7 separate regions of the Mus musculus genome follow, and all the other regions are linked to region 4. A link is a loop called in an ENCODE intact Hi-C map of the cell type or tissue named here. Cell type or tissue: left cerebral cortex. All regions are shown on one strand. Region 1 has its middle 22 kb from the start of Esx1. Region 2 overlaps Slc25a53 (solute carrier family 25, member 53). Region 3 holds the start of Tceal3 (transcription elongation factor A (SII)-like 3). Region 4 holds the start of Morf4l2 (mortality factor 4 like 2). Region 5 has its middle 35 kb from the start of n-TAtgc1. Region 6 overlaps Slc25a53 (solute carrier family 25, member 53). Region 7 holds the start of Slc25a53 (solute carrier family 25, member 53).

Region 1 (4,000 bases), 400 kb before region 4:
GCTTCCTTACTGGACAGAAATAGAAGGACTTAACAAAGCTAGAATGTCTTCAAAAATCCAGCTTCTGTGTGGGCTGCATGCATTGCCAGTCCCTTTTGCCCTACCAGGGAACTGCTTCCAAATACACCGTATCTCTTGTTCTTGACCTCCAATGCTTTGGCGCAAAAACTAGGATTCTCACTCATGAGTCAGGCTGATGTGAGTGATAACCACAAAAATAGAATATGACAATGCAATGCAATCTGGAGAAATGGCTCAGTGGTTACGAGTACTTGCTGCCCTTGAAAAGGACCAATACTCAGTTCCCAATACGCAAATGGCAGCTCACAAATGTCTGCCAAGCCAGCCCCAGGACAGCTGATGCACTGTTCTGGCCTCCTGGAGCCCCAGGGACACAGGTGGTGCATGAGAAAAAGTCACAAAATATTTGCATAATAATAAAATACATAAAATTTTTTTTCAAGAACATGGAGGTGTAAGAAAGTGATTGTGGTGAGAATCTCATGCTGGCAGAAATGTCACCCCTCTCCTAGAAACTTTTAGTACTAGTAGGAACGGATGCCTTTCCAAACTGGTGAAGGAGGAGATAAGAGCCTTCCTTCATCACTCTTCTGAAATCACACAAACTGCCTAACGGGAGCTTGCTCTCCCCCAACCCCACCCCAGAAGGTAAGGAAGCAGAATTGGGAATGATTTGCATTTCAGAACTAAACACTAAAGTTTAGAAAGGTGCCAGCTGAAAGGCAGTGAAGCAGACGGAATAAAAAAGATCAGACACCTTAGGGGGTTTGCCAAGTCATCAGAGTTACCACGGCCTAAGAAAAGGTTCAGTGAATTGGGGATGTGTGAATACATCTATCAGCCCAGTACCTGGCAGGCTGGCTGATCCAAATTCAAGGACCACCTGAGCTACACAGCGAACTCAAGGCCTGTCTGGAATGTACAGTGAAACCCTGTCTCAAAATAAAGTAAAACATTAACACAATTGTAAAGCAAGTTGCTTGTTCTTTTGTAACTGCCTTTACTCCATCTCCCCAAAACATTCTCCTCTGTGTTTTTTAAAAAGCAGAAGGAAAGATGGGTTAAGGCTCCTAGACAATTGATACTACAAGAAGATCAAAATGTATGTCTCACTTAGGGTTTTACTGCTGTAAGCAGATACCATGACCAAGGCAACTCTTGTAAAGGACAGCATTTAATTGGGGCTGGCTTACAGTTCAGAGGTTCAGTCCATTATCATCAAGACAGGAACATGGCAGCATCCAGGCAGGCATAGTGCTAGAGAAGGAGCTGAGAGTTCCACATCTTGATCTGAAGGCAGCCAGGAGGAGACTGTCTTCTACAAGCAGCCAGGAGGGGGCGCTCTTCCTCACTGAGAGGAGACTGAGCATCAGGGGCCCTCAAAGCCTGCCTACACAATGACACGCTTCCTCTAATAAAGCCACACTTCTTCCAACAAGGCCACATCCCCTAACAGTACAAGTTCCTATGGGCCAAGCATATTGAAACCACCACAATCTACCAAAACTATTAATCTCTCAGAATAATAGAATGAAAACATCTTGTGCCCACCCTTTATTTTAAGAGAATTGACTACTGGTGTAATTACAAAATAACTACTTTTTTTTTTCTGCCTGCAACTGAGGGTAGAGGTAACATGTTCCAAGTCACACCACCTGTAAGGTAAGGAATGTGTGTCTTTCATCAAGGAGCCTATATCAGCTATCATCTGACTGCATGATATTTGCACATTTCATGTTTAATAAGTTTTGAATAAGTAAACTTATAATTATGAATTGGAAGTTAGTCTGAAGGATTTTTTTATATATAAAGTAAGATGCCACTTCAAACTGACAAATCCAAGGGCTTCCATTTCCCATGCCACGTTTCTCTTTAGAGACATTCTGTCAATCAGTAGATTCCTCCAGTATGTCTCTCTGCCCAGGCCCGTGCTGTGCTACTACCGACATCAGCCATGTCCAGAGCATCCTTGATCACATTTGTCTGCTCCTTTATTTCACCATTTTCTTCTGCAAGAGATCCTGGCTGTATTTAACCTTTTAGCTCAGCATTTGATAACCGAAGATCCCTTGGAACATGTCTTATATTTGGATTTGTTCCTACTTGTACGTTATATTTGCCGGCATGCTTCTCCTTTTAGTTATAGTCTTCCAGCTGATTCTCCGGAGGAAGTTAAAAGCACTCACTCTTAAAACCGAGGAGGATGCTTGAAACCTAGTTGTCCAGCAGAGGGAGCTCTTGATCAGTGCAGGGTGAGTCTGGCAGCTAATGGCCCCAAACTGCAGGCCAGCTCTCAGCCTTACCAAAACACTACCTCCTACTTCTTAAGAAAACCTTGTTTGTTTGGTTTTGTTTGTTCTTTTTTTTCCCAACGCCAGCACAAATAACTGGATATAACTAGTGACAGTACATGGCCAGCTACAGGTATCCTTTCCAACACTATATATGTTCAGTTCATAATCTAAGATGCAGAAACAGTAGGAAGATAGTAGTCTCTGCAGCAAGCATTTAATCAAGGTGCCAAATGCCTCCAAAATAATAATTATTGTTCTAATTATAAAATACTTGATGTGAGCCCTATGGCAAGTGGTTTGCCTTTGCTTAAACTTTCTGAAAACGTCTGTAATACAGAAACCACGTTCCCCCCCCCACACACACACACACACAGGTTCAAAGAGGCTGATAAAACTTTTCTTTTCATATACGAAATCTATCTTAGTTGAATGAGAGCCCCACACGTGTCTAGTGTGCTCTCCTACTTTTTTGTATAAAAATAGCAACAGAGATGAGGATAGTAAATGTGGGGCGGCAGGATGGCTCACTGGGTATAAAGCCTGGCCACCTTCCATCCTCAAGACACCCACATAGTGGAAGGAGAATCCTCTGCCCTCGAATATTCTCCTGTGAACAATGGCAGCATGATCTCATGATATCGCTCCCCCTCTAAATAAATAAGTAAAGTTTTTTTTTAAAGAAGAAGAAGAGGAGGAGGAGGAGGAGGAGAAAGAGGAAGAAGAAGAAGAAGAAGAAGAAGAAGAAGAAGAAGAAGAAGAAGAAGAAGAAGAAGAAGAAGAAGAAGAAGAAGAAATGGGTAAAGCATGGTGATGTACGTCTATAATAAAAACGTACTTGAAGGGTAAAGATATGGCTCCACTGGAAATGGTGTTTCCACCCAACCTGAACAACAAAGTTCAATCCTCAGGGCACACGTGGTAGAAAGGGAGAACCGACTCCTATCCGTTGTCCTCTGACCTCTCTACCTATGCTTCGGGTACAATTGCATACAGAGGGAAGAGCAGGCAGGCTGGCAGACAAGATAAGACATGGATGCAGTTTAAATTTTTTAAAGAATCGTAAATGTGACTCACATAACAAGAGGGAAACTAGGCCTGGTACTGGAAACCCAGGGCTAGTGACGTCATGGGCCTTGGAAAAGTAGTACGACCAAACCATCATAATCCCTATCTACACTCTAAATGTTTGTCCTTATTCCCACAGAGAAGTGGAGTCCTCACCCCTCATCAAGGAAACTTTTCTTTGCAGTAGATGGAAAAGGTTTGGAGGGACGAAAGGGAAAGTGGGCAGTCCTGGCCAGGGACGTGTGCCACACTTCCCACATAAAGAAACGTGACCTGTGATCCCATAGGTCCAGAACATAGGTCTCCATGCTAAAGGAGACCCTGAGGCCCTGAGAGTTTAGCCAATAAGCTCCCATGCCCTGATATTCCTCCCTGCAAAAGTTATTTAATCTCTGGCCTACCCTGAGCAGTTGGCACACATCCATCTTCCAAGATGAACAACCAACAAGCAGTTTGGAGCCAAGGACTGTCTCTTTCATCTACCACTGCCATGGGGAGCACAGAAAAAGCCTTTGCCTACAGAGCTGTGCCCCACCTAAGTCTTCAGTAGAAGGCCTCTCTGCATTTCCAAACAACCACTGCTATCTTCCCCCAATAAGCTAGGTGGAGCAACCAGCCCA
Region 2 (4,000 bases), 280 kb before region 4:
CACAGCAAGGATTTTGCCAGAGTTTTAAAGTATGCTAGTGTTCTTTTCAGCTTGCCCACCTGGCTGAATCACACTTTTCCTGATAAGACCGCAGGGAGTGCAATTACAGCCCAGGACTTAAGGGCAGCTGTGACCCTGTAGCTATGCAGGGACAGATCCTAAAAATAGATCCCTGTTGAAGATACCTTCTTGGGGATGCACCTAATGGCCGCTCAATCTTGGTAAACGGAGATGCACATCCTAGCACAGCAATTTTGCTTATCTCAAACAGGCCTGCATAGAACACTACTCATCTCTGAGGTATTTTGGAGGAATCCATCGCTGAGCTAAGTTCTGCTCTCTGGTTTAATGTCTCCTGAGCAAAGAGGTTAGTGAGGCCTTTATAACATCCAGGCTATCAGTTTGAATTTCTTCTGCATCAGTCTCTGGAATAAGAATCATTGGTGGGGCTGGAGAGATGGCTCAGTGGTTAAGAGCACTGACTGTTCTTCCAAAGGCTATGAGTTCAAATCCCAGCAACACATGGTGGCTCACAACCATCTGTAATGGGATCTGACGCCCCCTTCTGGTGTGTCTGAAGACAGCAACAATGTACTCACAGATATAAAATAAATAAATCTTTTTTTTTTTTTAAAGAATTGTCGGTGTGCAAATATGAGGACCCTAGTTCAAAACCCTAGCACCCAACAGGAGGATCCTTGGAGACCTGCTGCCAGCCAGCCTAGCCCCAGGTTTAGTGAGACTCCCTCATCTCAAGGGAATAATGTCCAAAGTGAAGAGCAGGACATTCAAAGCCCTCCTCTGGCCTCCATGACAGCTCCCCACCCAACCCCTACATGAATGGAGTTTATCTTCAGAATCTCTTTAAAAACTTTGTGTTGGGGTAGAGGCTAGGGGAGGGTTTTGAATGTCCTGCTCTTCACTTTAGACATTAATCCCTTGAGATGAGGGAGTCTCACTAAACCTGGGGCTAGGCTGGCTGGCAGCAGGTCTCCAAGGATCCTCCTGTTGGGTGCTAGGGTTTTGAACTAGGGTCCTCATATTTGCTTTTTTTTTTTTTTTTTTTTTTTTTGGGTTTTCGAGACAGGGTTTCTCTGTATAGCCCTGGCTGTCCTGGAGCTCACTTGGTAGACCAGGCTGGGCTCGAACTCAGAAATCCGCCTGCCTCTGCCTCCCGAGTGCTGGGATTAAAGGCATGCGCCACCACGCCTGGCTGGGTCCTCATATTTGCACACCGACAATTCTTTAAAAAAAAAATTTATTTATTTTATATCTGTGAGTACATTGTTGCTGTCTTCAGACACACCAGAAGGGGGCGTCAGATCCCATTACAGATGGTTGTGAGCCACCATGTGTTGCTGGGATTTGAACTCATAGCCTTTGGAAGAACAGTCAGTGCTCTTAACCACTGAGCCATCTCTCCAGCCCCACCAATGATTCTTATTCCAGAGACTGATGCAGAAGAAATTCAAACTGATAGCCTGGATGTTATAAAGGCCTCACTAACCTCTTTGCTCAGGAGACATTAAACCAGAGAGCAGAACTTAGCTCAGCGATGGATTCCTCCAAAATACCTCAGAGATGAGTAGTGTTCTATGCAGGCCTGTTTGAGATAAGCAAAATTGCTGTGCTAGGATGTGCATCTCCGTTTATCAAGATTGAGCGGCCATTAGGTGCATCCCCAAGAAGGTATCTTCAATAGGGATCTATCTTGAGGATCTGTCCCTGCATAGCTACAGGGTCACAGCTGCCGTTAAGCCCAGCTCTGTAATTACGTTCCCCGTAGGCAGGAAGAACTGGGTCCTGGAAGTCAGGAGGGTGGAGGGGCTGAGCCGGAAGAAAGATTAAAAGCCCTGGTTGGTTGAAGAGTTCCACAGAGCTGGCAAGCCTCAAACATTCTAAGGCTTGAATTGGAACACTGGTCGATGTCAAGGTCTAAGTAGTGCCAGTACATGGGTCTGATAAAAACCTGCAACACAAGCTGATGCCAAGAGCTAAGGAATTCCTTGATTCCCAGGTCCAAACAAAAGTGCAGGGTAAAGGTCCCCAATACTGTCTTTAACACTAGTCCAAGCAGGTCCTAGCTAGGCCACCAGAGGGAGCACTTCTCCCTTATAAGGTAGAAGTGGTTCCAAGCCATGGAGAGTTCACTGCAAATCATAATTCTCCCAAGTTTGCTTTATCTCCTCACATAGACAGTCTGTGGAACTAGGTGTGCATTAGGCAGAGGACTAGTGCACAGAGGAGAAACAGCACCAGAGGAAATGGGAGATCACTCACAGTGTCACAGGCTAACACAACAGCAAAAGCCCCGCCCCACCCCACCCCCCACACTAAAACTGTCTTGACTGGGGCTATGCCTTCCTTCAGAAGCCAGAGCAGTCACCTAGAATCGCTGTGTAGTTTCCGCAGTGCATCGGTAGAATGTGCAGGATAGCAGTTCTGGTATATAGGTAGCCTACCAGGCTTAAGCCATCAAGTTTTCTGTAAAGGCACGTGGGGAACACAGAAGAAAAAGGAGTTCAACAACTTCCAGTGAAAGGCTCGGTGGTCTTGCCCCTGATGTCTTTGCTTATCGAAGGGAAATGGATCCCAGGAGGAGTGCTTATAATTGGGACTTACTATAACCTGGTGTGATGACACAAACCTTTCAGCCCCGAACTCCTGGGACGGAGGTGATAGATCCATGAGCTCTTGAACAGACAGGGGAGGCATGGAATCCTCCCTATCAGTATCATTTACGAGCAATTCTTCATGTATCTATTGACCATATGTATGTATGTCTTTCTTCAAGAAATGTCTATTGAAGTCTATATTATTAAGTTGAGTCATTGTTTTATTGCAACTGAGTTCGCTGTTTGAGACAGGGTTTCTCCGTGCAGCCCTGGCTATCCTGGACCGCACTTGGTAGACCAGGTTGGCCTCAGACTCAGAGACCTACCTGCCTCTGCCTCCTGAGTGCTGGGATTAAAGGCGTGCGCCACCACTGCCACCTAGTGCAACCAAGTTCTTTATAGATTTTAGAACTAGCCTTTTATTCCATGTGGCTTGTAGAGACTTCCTTGTGCCCCCGAGGTTGACTCCTTGCGCAGCTCTCTGGGCTGTTCACTCCCATTTGTTTATGCTGCTCCTTGTCTCCTCATTGATTTTTTTTTTTTTTGTTAAATCTCCTCCTCAAATTAATTATACAGACCAGTGTCATTTTTTTCTCCACTACTTTTTTAGGTCTGTTTTTCAGTTGTTGGTGTTGTTTGACTGTACTAAAACGGGACCATTCCTGTTGTCCTTTAATGCACGTTTCAATGGGGGAACAAAGATACTCTTCTTAAATTAAACAAAGAAGATTTCCTTCAACTTTGCCTAAAACCATACACGCTTAAAATGATACATTACCTATTTTCAATGAAACTCCCTAGCTGAGTTATATACTCAAGTGGTAGTCATTTACAATGGGACTCTTGTTCCCACTTATGGCATCAATAACATGAAAGGGGTATTTCTAATTTCTGGTAAATTATGTCAATAATACAATTGTGACAATACTTGACAGAGAAAGATTAATTGTAAGATTAATTATCATCAGAAGTTATAGTCATTTTTTCAAACTCAGGGCCACACAGTCAGGAATGCAATTGCAGCAGATCTTTGTTTCAGGTTTCCTTTCACAGAGTAGCCTTAAACAGTTTCTAGAAGGAAGCAACCCACAGTTCCAGCAACTTGTGAAACCCTCCCACCAACCGAAAAGGAAGTTAAGGTCAGGACACATTGATTAGAGGCTCCCATCTGGCTCCCTGCTAGATCTCTCCCCAGATTGCAGCACAAATTAAATCCAGCCCCCAGGACACAAATAACAACAGGCCATTCCAACTGGCCTAGGTAGGTCTGTTCTGCCTTTGTCCTGGAACCAGGAAGATGCTAAGATTAAAGCCATTCTTTGAGAACTAAAGACCCTTCCAGAAAGGCCAGGTTGGGGGTGGAGAGTCTCTGTAGAAGAGCTCTG
Region 3 (4,000 bases), 77 kb after region 4:
CCGCCGCCCCTCACCCCCCTGACTCCCCGAGGGCCCCTGGGGACTAAAGCATCCTGTGCATCTCTTGGCACCCAGTGAAAACCACCCATTTTCTGCCTCTTCCTCAGCTCTTCCTGAGCCCTAGTCATATCTGCGCACTCTCTCATCATCTCCTCACTGCTTACATGCCTGTCCTGTAAGTCCTCCTGGGAGTTCTTGGGAGAATCATCTGTCCCCCTATCTGTTTTTCGTTTTGCTTTCCGGGGCACATAATCTTCAGCAGGGCGCTTTTCTGCAGCCCGCGCCTCGCTGGCTGACTTTGCCTGGGAATCGGGCTTGCTCTCCCCTTGGCGCTTGCCCTCCCCGTCAGACTTTCCCTGCTTCTCGGGCTTCCCCTCATCTTGCCCTTGCTCATCTGGCTTTGCCTCCTCCTCTGGCTTGCCCTGGCGTGGTGCTGGCTTTGCTTTCTTGTCTGGCTTCTCGTCCTCGTCTGACTTTTCTTCATCTTCAGGCTCTACTTCATCTTCTGGCTTTCCCTCCTTTTCCAGCTTGCCTTCGTTTTCACCGCGAACTTCTTCCATGTCAAGATTTCCCTCCTTTTCCTGTCCTGGGGGTAGAAGTGGGGAAACAGGAGGCAAAGAAGAGATGTGAGAGACTGAGACACCTGACAGAATACAGGCTCATTAACATCTGCCTTTGCATTTGGTGCTTTCGAGGGGTCCCTCCCTGGTGGTTGTCCCAGTCCTCCAAGTATGTTGTAGGCTCGCACCCCTCCTCCACCCGGAGACTGACATGCCATGCCAGGTATTACCACCTTCTTGGTGCTCCTTCAGGGTGGCAAGCTCTGCGTGTGTTACGTGGGAGAGCTTGGGAGGGGGCAGGCAGTGGGATCCCAAATGCTGCCCCATTTTGTCCTTATTCACTGACCTGCAGGGATCCTGGGCAGGTCGACCCTCTTTTGCAGATGTCACAATGCGCTGGGAACAGCAGAGACCTACAGACAGGACACAGGGGCAGTGTCTGTGTGGTCAGTGGATGCACAGAGACTGTGTACCTGTCTGGCAGACCACATTCATCACTCAGTCTTTTCCTCCGTTACCCCGTTACCCTGCCACCCCCGCATACCCCAGCCGCCATTTCTTTTCAGGCCTTGGGCACCAAATCCGGATGCTTTCCAAACTCCGTTTTACTCTGCGCTCATCACTCGGACTCTGGAGGCAGCCTGCCCCACCCCCACTCCCGTTTGGTCCGGGTCAGTTTGTCTTCAGAGCTTGGAGTGTGCGTTTACTTCAGAACGCATCTGTCTACGTCTCACCGTCGCACTGCGGGCCCCCCTCAACCCCCCCCCCCGCCTGCTCTAAAACAGGATTAGGAATGGGATAAGGAAAGAGAGCCCTCTGCGGGGGTCCTCCTTCCCCCTCTTCTTGCCCGGTCTGCTGTGCCCCCTCCTTACCAATCTCCTGGATCTCTCCCCGCTCCCCTCCCGCTGCTGCTGGTTCTAGCTGCCACCTCCCCACCACCCTGCCCTGCTCTGCGGGCAGAGCCATCATTTCAGTACTAACCTAAGGATACCCAGGACAGGCCTTTGCCTTCTCCGGCTTGCAGAAGCCCACTCACAGCTCGTCCTGCTGCTTAGGGCAGCTCAGGGAGCTGGTTCTGCGCGGGTGCCAAGACCAGACCGTAGGGCGGGCAAGCGGACGTGGGGGCTGGTGCCCACGTCTGCGCCTGGCCGGTCACGTGAACACCGCGTCACCCGAGCTCGCCCCCCCCCCCCCACTTGCCTGACCCATCTCACTCTCCACCTCCCTGGGGGACTAAGATGAGCACTGTAGGAGATGTGTGTCACAAAGTCATGAGATGCCCGAGAAGAAGACTGGGAGGCTACAGGATGTTTTACCTGGTGCATCTTTGACACACATACATCTCTCTCATATCTGCAGGCTACAGGTGGGACAGACGATCAAAAATGGAGTTTGGCTTTGTCAATGGTGTTCAGCTCTTGAGCCACAATAACCTGCTTTCAAGCTAAGTCTGGGCACAGTAGCACACACCTGTAATCCCAGCGCTCAGAAAGTTGAAATAAGAGTTCAAGGTAAGCTTTGGCTATAGTGAGTTCAAGGGCGGTACAGCTACCATCAAACTCTAAAGCATCCACCCAGCCTTGTAGCTGGTGGAGGTGCCTGCTGGGAAGCTGAGCTGCTGCTATTGAATGTTCTCTAGGGTTCTGTTCAAGGCTTCTTTTGGTTCTCAGGCTCTCAATTTCTGTGTGATCTCATTCATTTGCCTCAAAATACTGATGATTCCCAAATGTGCATTTCCAGGCTAAATTTTTTATTAGGTATTTTCTTCATTTACATTTCCAGTGCTATCCCAAAAGTCCCCCATAACCTCTCCCCCACTCCCCTACCCACCAACTCCCACTTCTTGGCCCTGGCGTTCCACTGTACTGAGGCATATAAAGTTTGAATAAACAACAGACCCAGTTTTGCTTTCCTTTCAGTCATAATAGGAGAGTGTTCTCCTATACCCCTTGAAATATATTCTAAGATTTTTTTTTATAATTTCAGTGACATAATAGTTGCTTGATGAAACTTTATGTTCCAGTCCATCTATTTCCAGCATATACTTACTGTATAAGTTCTCTATATATTAGTCAGTCATTTGCAATCTCAGTTAAGCAATCATTGATTTACTTAACAGTGGTCCCAAAGTATAACGTTTGTAATGCATGCAATTCTCTTACATTAAATAAAAGCCACAACATGCTTATTTGCAAGAAAAGCAGAGAGTTCATAACATAATAACTAAAGGGGAAAAAAATCTAAGATCATTTGGGAATGGGGATGTACCTAGTATGTGCAAGATTTTGAGTTCCATTTTCAACACCAATTTTTTTAAAAAAAGAATTCCTCTTTTATTCATGAAATTATGAGGAAATAAAGTAAAATTCATGATAGTTTTAGTGTTGCATCTTAGACAAACAAACCCAATGACCACAGATCCTGGCAAGGTGCTTAGTAAAATATAGGAGCTTAGTAAAATACAGGAAAAAAAAACCCATTGTATTATAGTGCTTGAAACTACCCAGTTTCAGACACCTGTTGTAGGTGTTGAATCTGATCCTCTATGTATAGGTGGAAGTCAATGTGTTGTGGGAAATTCACCAGAAAAGACTGCATAGACATGGATTTAAGCCATGGCTAGTTAATAAAGACTACACTGATTGTTTGGATTGCAGTGTAGCCCCAAACCTTTCTCAAGGTTAGCCTTTAAGCACACACACACACACACACACACACACACACACACACACACACACACATCCTGGGTTGATTCACCTCAGTAAACAAGAATGGTTAGTGATAAGTAGAACTACAGAAGCCAAAAATCAAGATCACTACATGTAGAGACTTTTCCCTGACAATAGACTTTGATGGATTAAGCCTTTGTTATAGCTTTGGCAGATGGTGCTGTCTATGTACTAAGTTTTGCGTTTTGAGGCCTGAATGATACTTCCATCATGAAGTCAGTTGTGCTAAGGTCTCAGGGCCTACTAAAGTCTGGAGCCTTGTTACAAACATAATGGACTTTCAGAGAACCAAAGGCAAAGAGAAAAAAATTAAAGTAGCCAGAACTAAAGATTATGATTTCAAAGAAAGTAGTTTGATTGTTTTGATTTGGCTTCTCAACAGTAAAAATGGAAGTATGAAGACAATGGAATATTATTCATGTCTTGAATGAAAATTAAAACTTAGAAATTGGAAGCCAGCAAAAAAAATAGACTTCAAAACAAAGGTGGCATAAAAATAAAACAAAACTGAAAGGTATACAGGCAGCAGGTATGAAATAATAGAAAACATTTTTCAGATTAAAAATATCTTAGATGGAAAAGTAGGGATGAAAGTGTGAACAAAACTTAAAAGGGTAAATATTCTACAGGCTTTAAAACAATAGTTTTGCCTTGACAGACTCCAGGATCATCTGAGAGACGCGAATCTGGTCATCCCTGTGAAGGTTTTGT
Region 4 (4,000 bases):
TCTCATATTCTGATAACTTACTGGGTTTTACTGATGCTTCTGATTTGTCTGAGTTGGAGAACTGCTTTAAGACAACCTTTCACTGTTGTGGCTGGAGAGACGGCTCTACCAGAGGACCCAAGTTAGGTTCCCAGCATCCATGTCAGGTGTCTCAGAACAGCCAGGAATTCCAGCTCCGGAGGACCCAGTGCCTCTGACTTCTGAACACATGTCACATACACACATGTAGATGTATGCCTAATTAAAAACAGTAAAATTTAAAAAAATTAAAAATCCTTCACCCGTGTGTACAAATACATATAATTAGTAACTAAAACCTATTTTTTTTTGGCTGATTATAGTGTAGTAGAATTTTGTTAAGAAAAAAGAAATACCTATGGGAAGGATTTAAAACAACATCTGAAATAGAGAAAATATTAAAAATTGATGGTCTGACTCGGGAGATGTAGGGGGTCTGCTGCTCAAGCATGAGGGCCTAAGTTCAGTTCCCCAGCACGTATATAAAAGCCGAACATGGGGCACCTATCTATAACCCCCGTATTTTAAGGGGGACTGTTGGTAGAAATGGGCAGATCCTGGGAGCTCACTGACAAGCCAGTATAGCCCATGTAGTAAACTCTGAGTTCAGTGAGATCCTTCCATAGAAAATAGGGTGAACCGCAACAGAGGGAAAAGACCTAAATGAAGGTGAACTTTAGCCGCGAAATGCACAGGTCACACAGGTACATCGAGAAAAAAAAAAACCCTCAAGGCGACATCATTATGCGCTGTGAAACCTAAGTGAAATGCTTTCCTACTTACTATCGACTTTAAAAGACACAACCACGTTTTTTTTTTTTTCGGAATTGTAACGAGAATAGTAGGGGAGAAAATGCCCTTTGTCTTCGAAAAACAGCTTAGTCAGGAACTCCACTACCCCCAAGGCTGTACCTGATAACCAGCCCCCAATGACATCAGTCGCTAAGATAACCAGACACGGGACAAGAATCCCATGACGCCCGCTGGACTGTGAGTATATAAGGAGGGAGATAGAAAGCATCGGTCTTTCGCTGCACACCTGGAGAGACACCTTGAGCCGCCCTTGTGGCTGGAGAGTCTCCCTAGGCGCCTGCATCGGAGACTAGGCCTGATCTTCAGGTAAGGTCCGTCACACAGGTGAGCTCCCTCAGGGGGGAACAGGCTTAAAACTGTAGTTAGGAACTAAGAGTTTTAACTGTGTGATGACTCTCACCGTGATAAAATATAACTTTTGGTATATTAAGTACCTACCTTCTCACTCCGGACAGCACAGAACCACTACATAAACCTGAGGGGCCAACACACGTACCTGATAAAAATTTCAAGAGGGGAAAAAAGTGAGCAAAAAGAATATTCTTTCATTGGTTTATTTATGTAGTGACGGGGCCTCAATATGTAATCTAAGCTGGCCTTTAATTTGCGGCCCTTCTTCCTCCCAAGCGCTGATACTGCGGCTGCGCCACAGCTCACGAAGGGTTTTAGCATCAGAATTTAGGCCCATTTATCAATCCTGAGAAAAAACAAAAGATGTGCCAGAACAGGTGACTTTTTTTTTTTTTTTTTTTTTTGCTTAAGGAAATTAACCAGAATTTTCGGATATATAATTCCTTGCCTAGTACTGTTACTTCACAGAACTTGATCTTATTCATCTTTAGGAATTTAAGATATATATATGAGTCAGCCAGAGATTAGGGAGCCCATAAAATAAGAAGTGGGTGGAGCAAAAAAATCAATCTCACAATCCCTGGGAACCAAGCAGTAACTCCTTTGGCTGGGATTTGGTGACATCTAGCGGCAGATTCAAGAGGTTTACTGCTCAGCCAGTGAACTTTCTGGAAAATTGGCCGAATGTGTATTTGATCACTCCGCTTGGAGATTAGGAAAAAAGGTAGGTGAGGCTCACCACCCACAGGAAACTGGAGTTGTCTCTATCACTGGGGAATTTAGTTGCCTATGTTTTCATTAAAATTTTGTGTGCCAATTTAGCGATAAACCTGGTGAGGGGGCATAAGGGAGATTCGCAGTAAATTTGGTGAAGGGCAAAGGGGAGGCCTTGGGGACAGAGAGGAGGGGGTGTACAACTGGAAACTTGAAAGAAACGCCCTTTTACGTTACTAATATAGTTCTGAATCTTAACCATGGAAGAAGTTTATTTTGGTGGACTATAATGTGGGAATAATGATCATCTCTAGGGTCTAAAATTAAATCGGACTGGGTGGAGTGGCGCATGCTTTTAATCCCAGCGCTCGAAGGCCGTGAAGGGACAGGTGGATCTCCGAGTTCCAGGCCAGCCAGGGCTACCTAGTTACAACAGGCCTCAAAAACAAACAAAAAAACGAAAAAAGGCAAAGAAAAGAAAGGAATTTGATTAAATCGGCAGGCCTTTTCTTACAGAAGCCCTTTCCTTTAGATACTAGCACTGTCCTAGTTATTCTCAGTTTTATTAATGCAGTTTGCAAACATAAAAAAGGCAGAAAAATCCACCAAAATGAGGGACCTCGCCTACGCTCACGCGCGCGCGCGCACACACACACACACACACACACACACACACACTCACACACGGCCCCTCCCGTCCCCACCAGGGCAGCACGCCTGCGCACACCCATCATCGCCAGCGCCACGAGGGCGGCTGTGCGCCCACACCCACACTCCACAGCCACGCGAGCCTGCCTGCGCCCGCGTGCGCGCAGACACCCCGTTTCTCCAAAGCATCCAGGCATCCGCCCAGTGGCACTCACCACCCTCACACGCCTCACACCTCAAAACCTTCACCATTCCTTTGCCTTTGGTTTTTTTGGGGGGGCGTTGGTGTTTTTTTTTCCTCTCTCCCCAGGTCCGCGAGTTGCGCAACAGGCTCGGGGGCGTGGCCCCGGGTCTGCCCTCGCTCTTCCCACTCGCGGGAACCTTAGCTCATTTCCGCCTAGCCTGTTTCCGCCAGCCACGTCGGCACTTCCTTTCCCAGCGGGGCGGGGGCGGGGGAGGGGAGCGGACCCACAAACCCATAATGCCTCCCTGCAGGAGAGAAGGCGAGCGCGAGGGGGGGAAAAAAAAAACCCACGGTCAGGGGAACTCTGGGTCGTGAAGACGGGCCACGTGAACGCGCTGCCCTATAGACTTCTGACCCAACGGCTGGAGCGCACTTGGAGGGCGGGCTAAGATCCTAAAAGAACCATCGCCATTGGCGGGAGCCCTCACTGAAGAAGGATGCTAATTGGTTTGCAGTCGGCCCTAAGCATGAAGAAGCAGGTTGCTAGCACCCGCCTTTACTGCGGCTGAGTGTCACTGCTGACGTGGGGGCGGCTGTCCAATCATCTGGGTATGGAACATTCTAAAACTCAGACAAGACGGCTAGGATTGGCTGATGGGCTAAGCCCGCCTCCAGGGTGACGTGTCTGCCTATGGATATCAGTTGCCAGAGAAACCTGGCTTTACTATGGCGGTTGGAGGAGCAGCAGTGATCACACGTCGGCTGCTGGAGAGAGCTGGATTCTCGTTTCAGGTTTCGGGGTGGGGGTGGGGAGGAAGGGTAGATGATTTCCTCTTTTCTTCTTGACTTATGGATAGGATTAACTCGTGCCTTCTCATTCAGGAAAAGCGGAATTCGTATTCCTGCTCGCCAACGCCCAGCTTGGGCAAGGCTCTTTTCTGTGTCTCGGTTTCCATGTTTGTAAAATGGTAATAGTAGCTATCTCAGACGCGGATTCAGATGTGCCTAGTAAAATAGTGCGTGTGAGGCATTCGGTGTGAAGCCTGTCCCCGAAAGGTAGTAGCAATTGTTACTAAAGATATTTCTAGAGGCGATGAAAAATTTTAAATTACGCAAATTTGCTCGATATCGTATCTTTTTCTGTACATCATCCTCTTTCTTAGAAGAAATTATGACGACAGGCATTTATTAAGCCTTCCTGATAAAAATAATTGCTAGCTCATAATTGCTAATAGAATGTGGGGGTCGGAATTTTCCCACATTAAGTCAAAA
Region 5 (4,000 bases), 120 kb after region 4:
CTGTGCACCATAGTTGAAACACCGCGGGCAGTGAGGATAAGGACGGTGCTCAAGGCTGCAGAGTTAGGGAGGAGGAAGGCTTGCATTCACACCCAGGACATTGTGCTCCAGCTCCAGAGGAACTGTCAAAGACTTCTTGTTAAGGGAGAGAGACAATCTGTACAACTGAGCATATGATAGGACACCATTAAAGTAATATTCTAACATTTATATCAACAAGGAACTGTGCCTCATGATTAAAAGAAAATTTGTGACCTTGAAGAGAGAACGTCTGCTTCGGCCAAGAGACCTGAGCTGAACGTGTGGGGTAGGGAGTGTGTGAGAAGAGAAGAATGCTACAGAGAATACAGGCCACTTGTGAAGTTTCAAAGGGTCGGGGTGGGGAGCACCTTTCAGACTGCAAGGCCACATATTTATCCCTCGTCCTTTGTGCTTACTAGGGCAATGACGGATCACCTCTAGTAGAACAGTGTAGGTCTTGCGTTCAACTAATATTGAATTGCTGACAAATGAAAAAAATCCCTACAGATTATTGTATGCATTTTTATCCCGGTGCAGGCAGGACAAAGGTGAAATTATCCATTGGATAGATCCTCTGGATAGATTCAAGGACGTTTGATAGTGGGACAGGCCTAGCATTTTCCTACATAGATATTAACATGCCGAACCATTCAAGGGCAGCCACTAAGCACACCTAGCACCAGTGAGCTTCCCACATCAAGGCATACATGGTCTGTCTTCCCAGGTGGGCACCTGATTTGGGTTTGCTTGGAAGCATGACGTGAAACATCTCTTAGCACACTATGAAAGACCCAAGAACATGAAGCCCTTCCTGACTCTAACGTTGGGAACACAAAGGGTGCCAGAGAGATATGGCTTCCCTACTGTGGCTGTCTGTGTACCCATTAGGCAAGGAAAGCAGGAATGATTTTCATGGTGCCTGCCTTAGATCTAAAGCTCAGCCAGACCCTGTTGCTGTGTCCCAACAGTTAAAAGCCACCAATGCCCCACGGTGTGACCTGCACACAGGGCGTTTCCTCAGCCTGGCCTGGCCTTTATCACAGATAAACAGGCTCAGGCTCATCTCCTGAGATCCTGCTCTTTACCCCTGAAGGGGACCCTCAGCATTCCCAGGTGCACTTTTATCTCAGTACATGTGGGAGGGAGGGAGAGAAACCTCCATTCCAGATGTTTCTGTAATAGTTGCAAAGGATTCCTTTCATTAGTTCAGCACGTCCAGAGAACTCTGGAATTTGGAGGCAAGCTCCAAGCCCATGTCGTTTTACTCAGCTTCCTGGTCACCATGAAACGTGAAAACTTTCTTCTGCTTCACACTTGATGCCTGTATCTAATTTCATTTTATTGTTGTTCTTTATTTTGATTTGAGAGTCCAGCTCAGGCGGGTCTGTAACTTACAGTGCTTTCTCAGGCCCATCTCTAATTGTCAATCTTTCTGTCTCGGTCTCCTAAGTGCTGGGCTTACAGATGTGTGCCACCATTTATGACTTCTTTTTCTCATTTCAATGCGAAGGAAAACATTTTTACAAAAACTAACAAGTGTGCTGAAATGAACCATTTCCTATAATTGCAGTTGTCTGACAACTTCGTACGTATTATTAAAGCAGCTAGCGCCATTTTCTCTTTCCTGGTGTCTCCAGATCTACCAGACATTCACTGTAGGTTGACGCCCCATCCCAGATACCACTGGGTTTACCTTCCACTATCCCACCCTTGGACATTCTTCCTAGGCCTTTGTCCAATCCTTGTCTGCCACCCTTTCTCTAGGACACTATAGACACAGCGGTAGCCAGCATCCTCTTCCTCTACTAAAAACCTCCCTGGAGTCCGGTGCCTGCTACTGTGATAAGCATGATAGAATTATCTCCTGATTTTCATGTATGTGATTTTATGATATGCTTTTACATATACAGTTTCTACCTTCAAAATAATTAGAATCGTGTTTATAAGCTCATTTTAAAAGGTATTTTTTTTCTTATTGTGGATAAGCTTATTTTAAAAGGTATTTTTTTTTTCTGATTATGGAACCTTCTTTGTACCTAGCTGCTATGGGTGGCGCACTTTTGCCACCTGGTGATCAAAACTTAGACTGCAGCAGGAAGCCTGCTGAGCGAAGTGGGAGGGAGGGGCCGAGGTGAATTCTGATCATAGAGCTTTCTGGAAGTCTGAATGGGTAAAGGGAGATAATTCTTTCCCCTGTATAAGACTACTAAAGCCACCAGACGGAGGGTACTTCCTAACAACGTGCTGAGTTGAAGACCATGCCAGAGGAACAAAATTATTGATTTTCATTTTCATGTATGGGTCTGAAGGGAAGAGAGCAAAAATCAAAAGTTAATCCAGGCCACTTGTGGGTTTTGTAACCTCTTTTTGCTTTTATAATGATCCTAGTTGCATATAAATATATTTTAAATACCTATACAATGCAGCTTTTGTTTACAATTTCATATAAACTTGTTACTTCTTTAGAATGAATACCAAGTTTATTTTATCTTTAGTTTTATGATAAAATTTAATTTCTTTACATTTCTAAAATTAAACTGCAGTTTCAGTACCCATGCACATATATAAACAAATACATTCTAAATCACTTTTCTACATTTTTTCCCAAAATGTCCTCTAAAAACTATAAAACGGGTATTATGTATATACTTACAAAATATATTCAGTAACCTAGGGAAGTATGTCAAGAAGAGGAGGTCAATGGTTGGAAGAACACAGGACAGAATCAGATGTACCAGGGTATAGCCAGCTTCTATAAATATTAGTGTTTACATATCACATGTGCATCGGGCTGTCTTTACATGCAAAAGAGTGGTTGTTCCTCTCGCACAGGAGACAAGGTTTTAACAACTTAAAATTATTTTATTTTTGGAGAGTATAATATATCTTTCTCCACTTCCCTTTTATCCCTTCAACCCCTCCCCCACATATCCCTCCTTACTCTTTTTCAAATTCACGACCTCCTTTTGTCATTAATTGTTGTTACATACATATATGTACATACATATATATTAGTAAATACATAAACACAACTTGCTCAATGTTCCTTGTATGTCTATGATTTCAGGGCTGATCATTTGGTGCTGGATAACCAATTGGAATGCTTTTCTCTGGGGAAAACTATTTCTCCCATTCTCAGCATGTTTTAGTTGTCAGTAGTTCTGTGCGTAGGGTTGGGGCCTGATAAATTTTCCCCATCTACTTTAGCGTGTCTGTTACTGTTGTCCTTGCTCAGCTCATGTTTAGGCAGTCATGTTGATAGGAATATTATGGGTGTACCTTAAAGGAGACACAAATCTCACAACAAATTCCCTGCTCCTATGACTCTTACAATCTTCCTGCTCCCTCTTATTAAATGGTCCCTCAACTTTAGGTGTGAGAGTTGTTTTGTAGATATAGCCAGTTGGACTGAACGCCACAACTCTGCATTTTGATTGTCTGTGATTTTCTGTAGTGTTCTCTGTCTGTTGCAAAGAAAGCTTCCTTGATGAGGTGTGAGGACTACTTATCTGTGGGTATAAGGACAAATGTTTAGAATATATTTGGGGATTATGATGGTTTAGTAAAGTGGTGGCTACAGGTTCTCCTCCAAGATTCATGACTTTACTAGCCCTGGGTAGTTGGCTAGGATCACAGTACCAGTCATGGTCTTTCTCTTAATGAGCTGATCTTACGTCCATTTAGAGAGCCAACTTATGAGCACCACTATGGTACCCTTGGGGTTATTGTGCCATGCTGGTCACTGATGTGGTTCACGGGCATCACAGCTGGGTAGGACTGTAGGTTGCTTCCCTCCTTTGAAAGTCTACATGGGGCTTTCTGGTACCATGAAGGCCAGTCCTTAGGGAGGAGGATTTCAAATCTGTTTCTTTTTATGCAAACTAATTTAAAGACTATTTAATATTTAAAGACACGTATAAGTCAGATGTTATGATTCACACCGCTAATTCTGATACTTGGGAAGATGAGGTAGGAAGAT
Region 6 (4,000 bases), 250 kb before region 4:
TACATTTCATTCGTGAGTTTGCAGCTTCCCCTCTCTTCCCTTCTTCCTATCGCCTTCTGCTTTGGCTCCCCTCCGATGCTTTGCGACCAGATGCCTTAAACACGAGGTGGGACCGAAACCAAGTGAACAATGAGAGTTCTTCACCTTTGTATAGGGGGGAAGGGGATAGCATTTGCTGAGCTCTTTCCGTGTGTCCTGTGCGCGTGCACGGACATCTCACGTATTCTTCTCATCAGTCTTGCGCTAAAACGTAGCAGTGCACCCATTTAACAGAGAGGAGGATGTAAGCACCTAGGCAGTATGGGTAGGAAGCACAGAATTAACAGTTCTCACCCCAGCCCTGGCATCTAGCCTCAAGGGTTACACCCTTTAAACACCCCCTTTCTAGTGTCAGATTAAGGCTTAGTGGAGAGAAGCCAAAATGAGGATGAAAGGACCAGTATAGGGCTACATAAAAATAATGACCAAAAACTGGTATCAACTCACAGATGAGAAAACTGAGCCACCAGGAGCTTAGGCTTCCTGTCCTGTATCGCAGCAAAGCAGCTAATAACGTCCGATTTTGCACCTCGGTCAGCTGTTCTGTTGATGCCAGCGCTTTCCTCTGTGTCGATGCCAACACTGCCCTGTGCTGGGCTACCCAGAGAGAGCATTTTCACTCGTCCATACATAGCCACAAACTATCTCAGCAGCTTTGCTCATAAAATGGTTGTGTTGATGAGAGGAGTGGGGAAGAGATGGGAAAGAAGAGAATGGAATCCTTTATGATATGCATTCTACCAAGGAGGAAACTGAGACACGTTTCTGCTCCCGATTTTACACGAAAACAAACCACCTGTTTATAAAAATAGCAGCATTTCTGTATGACCCCCCCCCCCCAAAGGAAATCGGACTTAGAGATGACTTGCCTAAAATTGCGAAGAAGCCAGAGCTCTCAATCTAGAATTCGTGCTACAAACTAAAGTATGGGCACCCAGCAAGCTACCACGCAATCATTGCTGAGGGCTTGTTGGAAATCACGTTCCTTGGGCTCCAGCTCTGGAGATTTGGCTTTGCTTCAGATTGGGGATGAGCAATGTCATTTGCATTTTACCTGTTGCTATAATTGATTCTGGGTTATAAAAAAAAGCTGTGAACCAGTGTTCTAAACACCACACCACGCCGAAGGCTATCAGTAAATGGGGCTGTCACTCAATTGTCTGTCCGTAGCCTATTTGTCATGAAACTTAATCCCAGAGCAGAAGTTGCTACTTCAAGTCCTTTTTGAAACTGCGTGCAAAGAATTTGACCACTTTTTTTTTTTCTGATGCCATAGCTCTATACATTTTCAGATGGGCCTGTGGCCTCCAAACAGTTAAGAACCATTCACTGCCCTACAATCTTCATAATATCTTCCTCTTTCAACACCTGCTTGAGGACAAAGTGTGAGAAACAAAACACCATTTGACCTAACCCCCACACCACAGCTCTCTGCCGCTGATATAGCTCTTTTATTTCCTGGCTAGGCTAGGTTGCTAGGTTGCTAGGTTGCCCTTCTGTGAGCTCTTCAGGGGACTTCTCCTTTGCTGGATTTGGCATCACTAGCCCCAGGAAGGAGCAACTCCATGGAAACAGCATGCAAGGCTGTCCAAAGCGAATGGGCTGTGAAGCCAGAGGCTAGAAAACCTACTCCATTTTTTCCTGCTTCTGGTTCTTAGACAGCAGGTTACACTTCTCCCATGTAGATGGTGGCTAGGAGGCCCCTGGAGGGCTTACACTGGACTCTTGATGCCTGGAAGCATGGGAACCATTTGAAACCCTGCAATTGCCATTGGCTTTGACTTCAACCTGCTAAGGTAGTTCACTTATTCCTGCCTGCCTTCTTATTTACAACGGTAGTGATTAGAATCTTATAAGCAATCCAAATTTGGAAGGATGCACCTTCTCTATTGATGTCTTTCTTTTGGGGGTGGAACAGTGGAAGGGGGGTAAAGTAGAAAGCATTGGAGGCACATAGGAGACAGGCAGTTCACCTGGCAGAGTTAGGGCTGGAAGTGGGAGTACCTGGTAGGTTTCCTTCATATCTTGCTCTGCTCTCTAGTATCATGTCAGACAACAACCTCATAGCAGACCCTTGTTTTGTGTTTCCACTAGCTTCATCACCAAAGTAGATGTTCTGTTGGACCATGTGAGTAAGATCCAGGAACTAAAGGAGAGACTTGAGAGTTCTGATAAGAAATAATGAGAAGAATGGATTGTGTATAGGTTCAGAGGTTGAAGAAAGAATGTTTTAGAGCAAAGTTACTATTAGCAAAACCCTTCGGGATGCAGAACATCTCTTATCTCTGGCCACATGGATAGGAGTGTGCACCAAAGGATGGTTCTAATGAGGCCACATTTTCTGATTTGGACAAATGAACCTTAAAAGCTTGAGGGTTAGGAGGTAGAGCTTTCAGACGAAATAATAGTGGCTACTTTTGGCCGCAGGCTTCCTCTGTGCCAGGAACTTTCCATTGGTTATCTCATTTAAACTTCTTGGCAGCCCCTGCTGACACAGACATCACACACCATTTTTCAGCATAGAAAATTGAGTTTCGAGGAAGTAAAGTGGCTTGCATAAGGCTGTGCTACTTGGAAGTGGAGCCACTGGGATGCTAGCCCAGGGCTGCCCAACTCCAGAATCCATGAGTACTTTCCATCTCCATGTTGAGGGGGAAATGTAGATGTATCCTGCAGTTCTGGGGATGCAGTGCAGCAGGAGAGTATCTTCTTTGTATGTAAAAAGTAACCCTGATTTTGATCCCTAACATTGAAGAGGAAAGAAAAATAGGATAAAATAAAGCATTCTAGTAGAAGGTCCTAGAACAGCCAGCATGTGTGGTTTTTGTCATCATTTGACCTTTGCTGCTACCACTTCACTTGGAAAAAATGTACTGTACAGCACAGGCTCTTTATAGTTGTGATTACATGCAATTTTCATGAACATCACTTTAAAAATAGTGATACAGGGGGTGAGGTGGCTGCTGATAAGGGTGATTGTTGCTCAGCCTGATGACCGGAGCTCAGTCTGGGAACCTATGAGGTAGAAGAAGAGAACCGAGAGCCCCAATTGTTCTCTGATCTCCACAAGCACAGGGTACCACTCTGTCCATCAAAATAGGAAAGAAATATAAATTAAAACAATAATGATATTTAGGTTCAGAAGGGTTGGAAAGAATCGGCCAAGGTCATAATAGCAGAGCAAAATTCAAAGGTAGGATTGTCTGACTACAATGTTCTCTATAACATACATCAGCGGGGAAAATAAACATGGCCCTCTTTACGACTCCTTGTGTTAGCCTCTGCTCTGTCTGGTTTTTGTTTGTTTGTTTGTTTGTTTGTTTGTTTGTGCGGGGGTGGGGTGGTAGGGGAAAAGGATTGGGCTTTTTTGTTGTTTTGCTTTGTTTTGTTTTTTTAAAACCCTCTACGAGGCTACCATAGGCTGTTCTGTCTTCACAGAATATATGTTCCTGAAGATCAGTCAGGACCAGATGAAGTGCCTTGCAGGAATACATCTGGTGTTCTTATGGGAGCCAGGGAAGGTCTTTCTTCTATGGATGTGAAGGACAAGCATAATGTTCTAGGCCAGTGTTTTCCAACCTTCCTAATGCTGTGACCCCTTAATGCAGTTCCTCATGTTGTGCTGACCCCAAACCATAAACTTATTTTTATTCCTGCTTTATAACGGAAAGTTTGCTGTTATGAATAGTAAATATCTGCTATGCATATTATCTCAGACAACCCCCTGAGAAAGGGTTCTTTAACCCAAAAAGGGGTCGTGGCCCACAGGTTGAGAACCAGTGTTCTAGAAACACCTATCCCTGCCAACATTAGTTTTTGTCCTTTAGGTCTCTTGCTCAGTGTAAACCACCTATTTGCACTTATCCTCCTAACAAGAGGTGACTTATTTAAGGCTAGAGTACCACCTCTTTCCAGAGAACATTTTTATTAACACATATTAAGGGCACATTTTAGTACACGA
Region 7 (4,000 bases), 300 kb before region 4:
AGCACTCTTAACACTTAACCAGAAAACAGTCTCTGCTGGGCTTTTTTGAGACTTTCTTTGTTAATGCAATTAACATAAATCTCTTTACCTTAGCCTCAGGTAGACTCTTTAGACAAGGGCAAAACCAGCCACATTCTTCACCAAAGTACCACAAAACAGTCTCTAGGCCACATACTGAAAATTTTCTCATCTGAAACATCTTGGGCCAGGTCTGCACAATTCAAATTAGTCTCAGCAACAAAATCTTCCATATTCCTACTAGGATGGCCTATTAAGCCCCATTTAAAGCATTCCACTGCTTTCCAAATCCAAAGTCCCAAAATCCACATTCTTCTAAACAAAAGCATGGTCAGGCCTATTACAGCAATACTCCAGTCTGTGAGCAGACTAATGCAACTATTATAAAGGACAACATTTAATTGGAACTGGCTTACAGGTTCAGAGGTTCAGTCTATTATCAAGGCAGGAGCACGGCAGCATCTAGACAGGCATGGTGCAGGCAGAGCTGAGAGCAGTTCAAGGCCAGCCTGGTCTACAAAGTGAGACAGGACAGCCAGGGCTATACAGAGAAACCCTGTCTCAAAAAAAAAAAAAAGAATTATAATTTCCAGGTCTTAGAGAAATGGCTCATCAGTTAAGAGCTCTTGTTGCTCTTGCAGAAGACCCCGGTTTGGTTCCCAGCACCCACACAGCACCCAAGAAGCCCTTTTCTGGTCTCTCTGGTCAGGAAGCACACAGGTGGTCCAAATGTATATATGCAAGTAAAACACACACAGAAAATACAATCTTTTTTGTTTTTTAATCATGGGGCTGGAGAGAGATCTCAGTGGTTAAAAGTACTGGCTGCTCTTCCAGAAGTCCTGAGTTTGATTCCCAGCACCTACATCGTGCAAACACCCCTTTATCTCATTCCAGGGGATTCAGCACCCTCTTCTAGCCCCTGTGGGCAACAGACACCCACTCAGTGTACAGACATAAATTCAAGCAAGAGACCTAAAATATAAAATGATCTTAAAGGTTAAAAATAAATTTAAAATATTTCTTTTGATATACTGCTTAATTTTGTGCTACAAAATGTTTCTCTTCTCAGTAGCACACTAGCAGTAGGTACTGTTAGTATACTCATTCTACAAAAAGAGAAAACCAATTGAATACCTGATTAATATGTCCACGTTGATAGTGGGTGTGTGGAGAATTCAATCCAGAAACTACACTTCAAAAAGTCCCTAGGGGCCATTGAAATGGCTCTGGGGGTGAGAGCTTGACTACTTGGGTTCAGTCCCCAGATCCCACAAAGTGGTAGCAAAGAATCAATTCCTGAAGAGTGTCTTCAGATCACCACCATGGGCGTCCCTTGGCACCCTCGCCCACAAGCACAATAAAATAGCCGCCGCATTTAAGGTCTGCAGTGAAGTCACACAGGAACCACAAAGATGGGAAAGAGAGGGTATAAAGGGTTTCAGGTTCAAAGTGAACACATCAGAAAGGGCACATCGCACATGGGAGGCAGAGGCAGGCAGATTTCTGAGTTCAAGGTCAGCTTGGTCTACAGAGTGAGTTCCAGGACAGCCGGGGCTACACAGAGAAACCATGTCTCGAAAAACCAACCAAAAAAAGGGGGGGGGGGTTCGGGGCTGGAGTTGGCCCAGCAGGCTTAAATGAGTCACAATAAACTATCACATGGAGAAAATGATTTTCAACTTCAAAATAGTTGGTAACTGAGCCCACCTCGAACAAATGAGATAGGGGCAGGTAAAGAATTTTATCTGCTTTAGCACAAAAGATGCTAAACTGTTGCTGGTTGTATGGAGTTGGCCCGCCAAAGCCCGGCAACTCTGGGGTGTGGGGGAGGGGTGACAAGCCCTGGTTGGAAGTTGGAGCCAGCTGGGGTTGAAGGAGGAACACGCCGCAGCACGGCGTCTTGGGTGGTCCCGGAAAGCTGCCACGAGATTCTGGGGGCGGCGACCTTCGCAGAGGCTTCTGGGATCGGGCCCCGTGTTGCTACTGCCGCTACTGTTGCCGATGCTCCCGGAGGCCATACGGCTGGATAGGTCAGTCCCAGGGAAGAGGACAAGGTGGGATGTCGCGGCGGGGTGTCTCCGGCTCAAGGTTAGAAACCTCCAGCTGCCAAAAGGCTCAAAGAGATGGGAACTGAAGTGAGGAGATTGGGGGCTGGGGGTTGGGTGAGAACGGACCGAACACCCGGCGACTGTTGATGACGCCACAGCAGCGCGTGTCGCTGTTTCCGGTGTGCTGGCCGCTGGGTTTGTTTTGTTTTATTTTAGGTTAGGGATCGGCGAGATACAAGGATGGACCCTAAAAGATGAAGCAAAGATAAGAATTAGGCAAGAAACTGTTGCTGCCCAGTCCTCACACATATAGATCGTGTTCGTATGAAACTGTCTGGGCCCTTCTTTGGTTTCAGATCCATTCTGTGTCTGTTGGGATGGTTGTTTTGTGTTACACCTTAACGAATGGTGCTCTTGCCTTGTTCAGTGGATTCGGTAGTCCGCTGTGAGCTGGGGGGGGGCGGGGGGGGAGTAGGTTTAGTACCCTTCACATTCTAACAACTGTCATTTACATTTGAATTGGAACAGTTAGAGCACAAAGAGTTAGCGACCCAGGAGCTCTGGAGAAAGGGTTGGAGGAGTGCTCTCTTTGATGGGACTGCTTTCACACCTTTTGGATGGATAAATAAATAAATAAATAAAGCCAACTTTTCCTCCAGGCATTTTTTCCTGGGGCTGTTAGCTCCCGGTGCAGCTATTTGGCCCGAGTGAGGAGTGGAGGCGGACTTAATGCCAAGATAGTTTATTGCTGGTGAGAGAATTTGCTATTCAAGAGCAGGACCCCTGTGGGAAAATTAATCTTAACCTGAGGCCAGAATCTACTCCTGCACTAGGATCCAGTTTGTAATCTGGTTAGGATGTCAGAGCACTCTGCATTTGAAATTCTTGTGCTACGTCTTTGTTTTGTAAGCTAAGTCAGTTGACAGCGTGCAGTCCCAAACTCTTCAAAACCTTAAGCAGACTTTTAAAGATTCTGAACGGCCAGAAATCAAGATGTTTTATTAATGAGAGAAGCAAGGGATGAAGCATGCTACTGCTTCTTACATTCTTCCACTCGTTCTGTTTCTCTGAGGGACTTGTTTAGACACAGGCTGCTGGTTCACTTATATGAGTTTTTTTTTCCTTCATTATTATTTTGGGGGGAAGGAAAGCCTCCTAGAATTTAAATTTTTAACAATTTGCAGGAAGCAGCACCTGTCACAGGACTGTCCTTGGAAACCTGTTGAACCAGCATCCCTAGCCAACCTGTGTCTCACAAGTGTATCAGGATAGTGATGAGTGTGGCCCGGTACAATTTCTAGACCACAACTTGAAGCCACGGTGCCAAACATTTGCACACAGTTTGCCACAGAGGTGACATATAACCTTGAAAGTGTTACTGGAGGGCTTCAGTTCTAATTACCAAGTAATGTTTTTGCTGACCAGGATTCAAATGCTCCCTCACATTAACAAGAAAAAGAGTTATGGATACAGGACTGAATTGCGTCACCTTTTCAGTCTGTCTCCACCTTGCCCATAGCAGGGTTACAGATGATAGAAAACACGATGCAGATATCAGGAAGTGTATGCCCATAGGTTGTCTTTTAGACTCAGGTTACAAGAACTGGGTAATGGGTCTTCTACCTACCCTGTACCAAATCCCAGGTACCAGGGCCTTTGGGTTGATCTGTTCCTCCTACCCATGTGGTATTGTGGGAATCCTAATTCCTGGGGACCCATACGAGTGGGGAGCTGTAGGAAGGCCAGACCACTCCCAAATGGATTTTACTTAAATGCGACGTGAAAAAAAATATGTGTTTGGTCATGCATACTGATACCTGTGTGTAATAAGAGCCAACATTGTGTCATTCCTTGAGCACCATCCACTTTAATTTTGTTTTCTTGTTTGTTTTTTTGAGACAGGGTCTTATTCTGTAGCTCTGACTGGTCTT

Evidence for each region. Peaks named below come from ENCODE experiments on the same cell type or tissue, not always from the same donor. Only the 100,000 strongest peaks of a DNase experiment are listed, where the experiment ranks them.
Region 1: it touches region 4 in a loop (4-fold over the local background); 8 of 42 quality-filtered maps call a loop at or near these places.
Region 2: a loop joins it to region 4, with 5 times the contacts of the local background. A loop is called at or near these places in 18 of 42 quality-filtered maps.
Region 3: a loop joins it to region 4, with 15 times the contacts of the local background. A loop is called at or near these places in 2 of 42 quality-filtered maps.
Region 5: a loop joins it to region 4, with 7 times the contacts of the local background. A loop is called at or near these places in 7 of 42 quality-filtered maps.
Region 6: a loop joins it to region 4, with 4 times the contacts of the local background. A loop is called at or near these places in 2 of 42 quality-filtered maps.
Region 7: it touches region 4 in a loop (7-fold over the local background); 6 of 42 quality-filtered maps call a loop at or near these places.

What each region holds. Positions count from the first base shown.
Region 1 is chrX:137,140,125-137,144,124 of GRCm38, reverse strand. No RefSeq gene overlaps it. Among named protein-coding and RNA genes, the nearest start is that of Esx1, 22 kb to the right of the region's middle. In left cerebral cortex, CTCF peaks have their summits at 1,370 (motif pointing right) and 2,246 (motif pointing right); DNase peaks (open chromatin) are centred at 78 and 2,240.
Region 2 is chrX:137,017,609-137,021,608 of GRCm38, reverse strand. The region is part of intron 4 of Slc25a53 (solute carrier family 25, member 53); the gene reads left to right. Among named protein-coding and RNA genes, the nearest start is that of Slc25a53, 19 kb to the left of the region's middle. In left cerebral cortex, a CTCF peak has its summit at 2,089 (motif pointing right); a DNase peak (open chromatin) is centred at 2,092.
Region 3 is chrX:136,664,097-136,668,096 of GRCm38, reverse strand. It overlaps Tceal3 (transcription elongation factor A (SII)-like 3), which reads right to left and starts at 1,722. Exons shown (of 3, transcript NM_001029978.3): 1 at 1,542-1,722; 2 at 907-973; 3 at 1-586. The coding sequence starts at 560. In left cerebral cortex, no CTCF peak of the experiment used is centred here; DNase peaks (open chromatin) are centred at 724, 1,153, 1,672 and 1,932; H3K4me3 peaks cover 1,242 bases; H3K27ac peaks cover 846 bases.
Region 4 is chrX:136,740,730-136,744,729 of GRCm38, reverse strand. It overlaps Morf4l2 (mortality factor 4 like 2), which reads left to right and starts at 3,378. Exons shown (of 4, transcript NM_001168226.1): 1 at 3,378-3,520. BC065397 (cDNA sequence BC065397) reads right to left here and starts at 1,773. Exons shown (of 10, transcript NR_033324.1): 1 at 22-1,773. In left cerebral cortex, a CTCF peak has its summit at 1,812 (motif pointing left); DNase peaks (open chromatin) are centred at 1,831, 2,320, 2,621 and 3,251; H3K4me3 peaks cover 1,835 bases; H3K27ac peaks cover 1,854 bases.
Region 5 is chrX:136,623,200-136,627,199 of GRCm38, reverse strand. It overlaps a transcript of Tceal3 not described here. Among named protein-coding and RNA genes, the nearest start is that of n-TAtgc1, 35 kb to the right of the region's middle. In left cerebral cortex, a CTCF peak has its summit at 2,098 (motif pointing left); a DNase peak (open chromatin) is centred at 2,106.
Region 6 is chrX:136,988,978-136,992,977 of GRCm38, reverse strand. All of the region lies in intron 6 of Slc25a53 (solute carrier family 25, member 53), which reads left to right. It also overlaps a transcript of Zcchc18 not described here. Among named protein-coding and RNA genes, the nearest start is that of Zcchc18, 2.2 kb to the left of the region's middle. In left cerebral cortex, no CTCF peak of the experiment used is centred here; DNase peaks (open chromatin) are centred at 215, 580, 989 and 1,552; H3K4me3 peaks cover 848 bases; H3K27ac peaks cover 758 bases.
Region 7 is chrX:137,036,275-137,040,274 of GRCm38, reverse strand. It overlaps Slc25a53 (solute carrier family 25, member 53), which reads left to right and starts at 1,973. Exons shown (of 7, transcript NM_001082412.2): 1 at 1,973-2,051. In left cerebral cortex, no CTCF peak of the experiment used is centred here; DNase peaks (open chromatin) are centred at 1,526, 1,969 and 2,179; H3K4me3 peaks cover 1,670 bases; H3K27ac peaks cover 842 bases.